Regions from separate parts of the Homo sapiens genome. Here region 2 is linked to region 1. Evidence: chromatin loops called from intact Hi-C (ENCODE). Cell type or tissue: ovary. All regions are shown on one strand. Links, peaks and the distances in the headings refer to the core of each region. The heading gives the core; the rest is flanking DNA.

Evidence for each region. Hi-C counts contacts between places; a loop is a spot of excess contacts. Peaks named below come from ENCODE experiments on the same cell type or tissue, not always from the same donor. Only the 100,000 strongest peaks of a DNase experiment are listed, where the experiment ranks them.
Region 2: it touches region 1 in a loop (3-fold over the local background); 16 of 110 quality-filtered maps call a loop at or near these places.

What each region holds. Positions count from the first base shown.
Region 1 is chr7:148,241,311-148,244,223 of GRCh38, reverse strand. The region is part of intron 20 of CNTNAP2 (contactin associated protein 2); the gene reads right to left. Among named protein-coding and RNA genes, the nearest start is that of C7orf33, 350 kb to the left of the region's middle. In ovary, for the core only: a CTCF peak has its summit at 1,775 (motif pointing right); no DNase peak of the experiment used is centred there.
Region 2 is chr7:148,152,331-148,155,243 of GRCh38, reverse strand. The region is part of intron 17 of CNTNAP2 (contactin associated protein 2); the gene reads right to left. Among named protein-coding and RNA genes, the nearest start is that of C7orf33, 440 kb to the left of the region's middle. In ovary, for the core only: no CTCF peak of the experiment used is centred there; DNase peaks (open chromatin) are centred at 1,053, 1,423 and 1,683; H3K27ac peaks cover 1,426 bases.

The DNA.
Region 1 (2,913 bases), core at 227-2,726:
TGACATACAGCTCTCCAAAACGACAAAATAAAACAGAACACCTGGCCCCCATCTCTCCTACCTAAGTCACTATATTCCTTAAAAGACAAATGAACCTAGTCCTTACCTTCTCCTACGCATAAAATAACATCTGGGGAGATTAGTGATGACACTTCTATAATCTAGAACCAGATATACCCTTACACCCAAACCTTAACGTAGTTCTACTTTAATATAATGTCTAAACAAGTTTCATATAACTTTGCACATGCTAAACCCCTAGCACCTATATATACACAGTGGGCTAAAATACTGTGCTGGCGCAGTCTCATAAAACCTCTGTAAAAGACTGCTTGTGGGTTGTAGGCCTCAGTCTACAGTCCCCAATAAGACTTCTAAATAAAACCAACTTTAATTCTTCAAAAGTTTTTTTTTTCTTTTTTCTTTTTTTTTTGTCTTTAGTTGACATTACATTTCCTTTTATCCATTGATATGGTTTGGCTGTGTCTCTACCCAAATCTCATTTTGAATTCCCAAGTGTTGTGGGAGAGACCTGGTGGGAAGTAATCGAATCATGGGGGCCAGTCTTTCTCATGCTGTTCTTGTGATAGTGAATAAGTCTCACGAGATCTGACGGGTTTAAAAAGAGGCATTCCCCTCCACAAGCGCTCTCTCTCTTGCCTGCCTCCATCCACGTAAGATGTGACTTGCTCCTCCTTGCCTTCCACCATGATTGTGAGACTTCCCCAGCCATGTGGAACCGTGACTTTTCCATTAAACCCTTTTCTTTTGTAAATTACGCAGTCTCAGGTACGTCTTTATCAGCAGCGTGAAAATGGACTAATACGTCAACTTTCTGATTTGTACAGCCTCTGTCCCCTCTGCTAGCAGGACAGGTTCTCAGAGATGGTCAGGATGTTGGAGGCTACTGCCCCTGTGCATTTGTGGTGTTCCACTGTTGGGGTTAAGCACACAAGCCCTGGCAGAAGCTATGATGTTGGTAACCTAGATCCTAATGCCATTTCCCCAGGAGACCAGGAGTCAGATCGGTGGAGTGGGCTGATTTCTACTGTCTGTTCTCACCATGTAACCTCTGCTGGTGGCCCTGGGTGACAATATCAGGAAGGATGCTCGGATAGGATGGCAGCCATTCGCTCATGTGTTTTATTCATTCTCTGACTTCCACTTCTTTTTGGATGTCCTTTCTTCATCTTTTCTCTTGAGCTGCCAGCCCAGACCTTCTCTTCTACCCACAAAGGGGGGGTTTGTTGCCCCTCTCCTTAACATTTTGATTATATTTCCTCAGCTCAAAGATATAAGAGGAAAGGCAATTATTAGCTCACCAAGCGACCACTGGGGAAAGGATGCAAATCAAATATATTTAATACTTCAGAAAGCAGGAAGAATTTGTGCACTTTCAAATAGCCAAGCTCATTGAATGTGCACAGAATCCATGATTCATAAACTGGATTCCTTCACGTATTCAGTCACTCAGTCAACACTTCTTGAAACTCTCGTGTGTGCCCAGGGCTCAGGGACAGAGCAGTGAGATGTGAAAGCGTAAGAAAAATCCCTGGATTGTACCCTTTGAATGCAACGGCAAGCTTCCATTTCTATAAGTAATACCAAGTCCTACCGCCATCGCGGTATCCGCGACAGATGCAAGTAACCCGCGCTATAACCTAGGACTCTGGTTTTGGTCGGTGTTTATAGAAAACCACACCCAAGCCAGTTTCACAAGATTTTCCCTTCCCTACGCTCACTGGTTACAGCTAATGACCACTAGAGGGCATTTTAACACTAGCTCCGAACTCGCTCCAGGACCATGTCCATCAAAATCTTCAGACTCAATCCCAGGACTGACTTCTCCCTGCCTGAGTGGAAGGGCAGCGTGGAACCCTTCAGAACCTCAAACCGCATGTTGAGATACACTTACTTTTCAGACAGAAGATGAATTTAGGTGAGATAAGAACCTGCTTCAGTTACCTGGGCAAGAAACAACCCGCTCTGCCCATTGTGCTAAAAATTTGCTCCAAGAGTTACAATCTTTGAGAGTGATTTTAGTGCACTGCAGATGGATATAACAGTATGATGCTTTGCAGATTGGACTTTAGTTTTCATGCCAGACAAAATAGAAATCCAGGAACCTTATGTTCTTTCTTGAGAGGTGATTTATGTATTTAATGCACTTGGAGGAAAAAAAAGTGAACTCCCAACCTTGGTCTTACAAGCTTTAGCCGTATTCTGGAGAAAGAAAGAGAGGACTGACATCTCAAACCCTAAACTGGATCAGAAATTGCATTGCAACTGCCTTCCCACTGAGCTGCATGAAATGTAAAACGAAGTAAACACATTTTTCTGGAGTGTAGGAATGGAGGTACTGTCTAGCCCTGGAGTGCATAATTCATTTGCAGATGAAATTGCTTTAGAAAACAAATGAAAAATGTGGAAGTGTTGACATATTCATTATGAGTCTTTTTCTGTTTCAGATCAGATGGGCTTGATGGCTTAGAACTTATTTTCTTAACATATTTTCTGTATAATTTTTATGAAGGGCAAATGTTGAATCTCTGTAGTAAAAAATAAATAAGCTAATGTGATCCTCCCCCCTCCACCATGGAAACCTTGAAGGAACAGCTCAAATGCCTTTGTGAGACTGCTCTGATCCACTCTTTCCTCCTCAGGATTATTCATTCCCCTACTTTTCTGTGCTCCCACAGCACAAGCTTATACTTCAATGGGCACTTGGTTCATATCTGTATGACTGATGGTCTTTCTTCTACTGGACTGGGCTCATGGAGGCAACAGCCATGCTGCATGCTGGGAATATACTAGGTGCTGAGAATATGCTTAATGGGTTGAACTACAAATCAATGGAAAGAAACCATAGTCCCAAAGAGCCTGTTGGTACTGATCCTGACATCTGCTATTTTA
Region 2 (2,913 bases), core at 272-2,771, 89 kb after region 1:
AGTCTTTGGAGTCAGACTGTCTGGAACCAAATCCCATCTCTGTCTCTTCCTAAATGCACGACCTTCGGTAAGTCAACTAATCTTTAATGTGAGAATAAAACAAGAATTAGCAATGTTATCTATGTTATAGACTCGTGTGGACTCATTGAGGGGAAGCATGGGAAGCACTTGGCCCTGGGGTTCACCGGGGTGTCTCAGTCAGCATTCACGTGGTTGCTTTTGAGGCAGGTTTGCAGGAAACAGGGGCAGGCACACATTCTCTAGGTTATAATTCCTGCAATTTGAGATGTACATTTTTTTTTTTTTTGAGATGTGGTCTCACTCTGTCACCCAGGCTGGAGTGTAGTGGCACAATCTTGGCTCACTGTGACCTCTGCCCACTGGGTTCAAGCTATTCTCCTGCCTCAGCTTCCCAAGTAGCTGGGATTACAGGCACCCACCAGCATGCCTGAGTAATTTTTGTATCTTTAGTAAAGACAGAAATTCACCATGTTGGTCAGACTGGTCTCGAACTCCTGACCTCAGATGATCTGCCCGCCTTAGCATTCCAAAGTGCTGAAATTACAGGCGTGAGCCACCATGCCCGGCCTGAGTTGTACATCTTTTATTATCAATTTCTTAGATATGAGAAACAGCCATTTTATTCATACATAGATTTGGGTGAATTTCATTATTAGAATTCTATTTTTCTCCTTCACACACAAATGCGATTTTCTCTTTGGTCTCTCAATGATACTGCATTTCAGATGGCACTGGAATGATCCATTTGCAATTTTGGAATACAGAGAGTATGAGAAGCAGCTGACCAAACAAGCTGTATTTTAGAATTTGGGGAGGTTGGACTCAGAGAATGGTTATAACATTTCAGTCTGTAGTTGCTTATACGTCCATTTAATAAACCTCAACTCTTCCATAAACTCAGGTTGCCACCCAGGAGAAAAAAGTCTCCTGATAGACAAACTGTCAGAGGAAGAAGAGGCTGCGGGCTTCCCCACTCTCAGGTAGTCTCTGAGTCCTCCTGAAGACAGCGTGCCTTCCACTGAGTCTCAGTCAGGCTTTCTGCCCAACGCAAAAGAGCTTGAAGCACTGAGGGTGATTTTTCAACTCCTTTTTGGACTGCACAAAAGAGATGGTTCCCTTTAACCTCTAGAGAGATATCAGAAGAGGCCAGAGCCAAGTAAATTGAGCACGGACATTTGTCATGAGTTAAGATGACCTAGCCTCTGTCAAGGAGCCACTTAGGAGCTTGACTTCTTCCTGAAGCTGTCTGAAATGGCCTCCAGATCTTGTAACTCTGATCTCCTCCCTTAATGACTGCCAAGAGCAGTTGCATGCTCTGGCTAGTGTCTAGCTTGCTGCATGCTAACCCTGTCCTAGCTCCCTGACCTGAACAGCCTGCTTGGCTCCCCGCAGTGGTGTTTGCTTGCCAGCTCCTGGCCATGCCCTGGGCTGGCAGCCAGCCTCCCAGGCTGGGGGCCCAGCAGATATCTTGCCTTCTCCCACTCCTGCCGCTGCTATCAGCTGTCAGGGCTCCAAACTCCTTGTATGTCTCTGCCAAAGCTGGCTTTGCTCAATCCAGCCTGGCATTGTTCATGCTTAGACAATGACCATGAGCTTGTTTGCTTTCTCCACCGCCTAAGAAAAATCTGGCCCACGGACAGCCCAGGTCCGAACACCTGGGCTGGCTGAGGCTTCAGATCAACATGTGGCTTAAGTGCTTCTGCTGGGCCATCCAGGGAGCTCGTCATATGCTGGACACTCATTTTGGATCAAAAAATGGGAAAAGTTTCCTGCACTTTTCAGACAAATACCAGCAAGTGCTTTTTTTCTTTCTGTGTCTCTTAGTTTTTAAATGTATTTGTTACTTTTTGATTAAACCAGAATAATCTCTGGATTCTTACAACTTCCAAAAGACCTGTGTTAACCCTTTTGGGATGACAGCTTCTAATTATATTTTAGATGTGCAGTGAGGTGAACTGTGTCTTCTCTGTTTTTTTTTTTTTCGGTTACTTTGCAAAAGGACATGTGAGCCTGGCCTCGCTAATGACACCACCTTTGCAAAGATCACACAGCAAGAAAAGTCTAGCATGGCTGACTCCGTCCTGCTTCTAGCCTCACAGCCTGGCTGTCCCTGCTCCTTCCTGGGCATAGGTCAGGCTAAACTAACCATGGGAGGTATTTGGTTTAGAGTTTAGCTTTTTTTTTTTTTTTTTTTTTTTTTTTGAGACGGAGTCTTGCTCAGTCACCCAGGCTGGAGTGCAGTGGCGCGATCTCGGCTCACTGCAAGCTCCGCCTCCCGGGTTCATGCCATTCTTCTGCCTCAGCCTCCCGAGTAGCTGGGACTACAGGCGCCTGCCACTACACCTGGCTAATTTTTTTGTATTTTTAGTAGAGACGGGGTTTCACCGTGCTAGCCAGGATGGTCTCGATCTCCTGACTTCGTGATCCCCCCATCTCGGCCTCCCAAAGTGCTGGGATTACAGGCGTGAGCCGCCGTGCCCAGCTAGAGTTTAGCTTTAAAGCAAGGATGATAATTGTCCCTCCTTAAAACTGGTTCCCTCCTGGCTGGAAGATTGAAACTGCCTTTGTAAAACCAATGAAAGGCCATGAGATTAGAATTATGGGAGAGGCCTGAACTCTGTTAAAATGTAGGTGTAGTTTCTAGAATCCCTTAATGCTCAGGAGTCATGTGGCCGGAGGTCACAAGATTTGTGGCTTCCTCAGTTGCTTTTATAGATAACATCACTATTGTAGAACTTAAGATTGGTCTTTTGAGATTTTTTTTTCAGATTTTTGCATTCTGGAAACCACCTGCCTCCATCCAGACTTGGGACGCAGAACTCAACCAGTTCTGTGGCTGTCACCCTGAGGCAGACTCAGCACATGAGGACAATTTTCCACACCCCTATGATT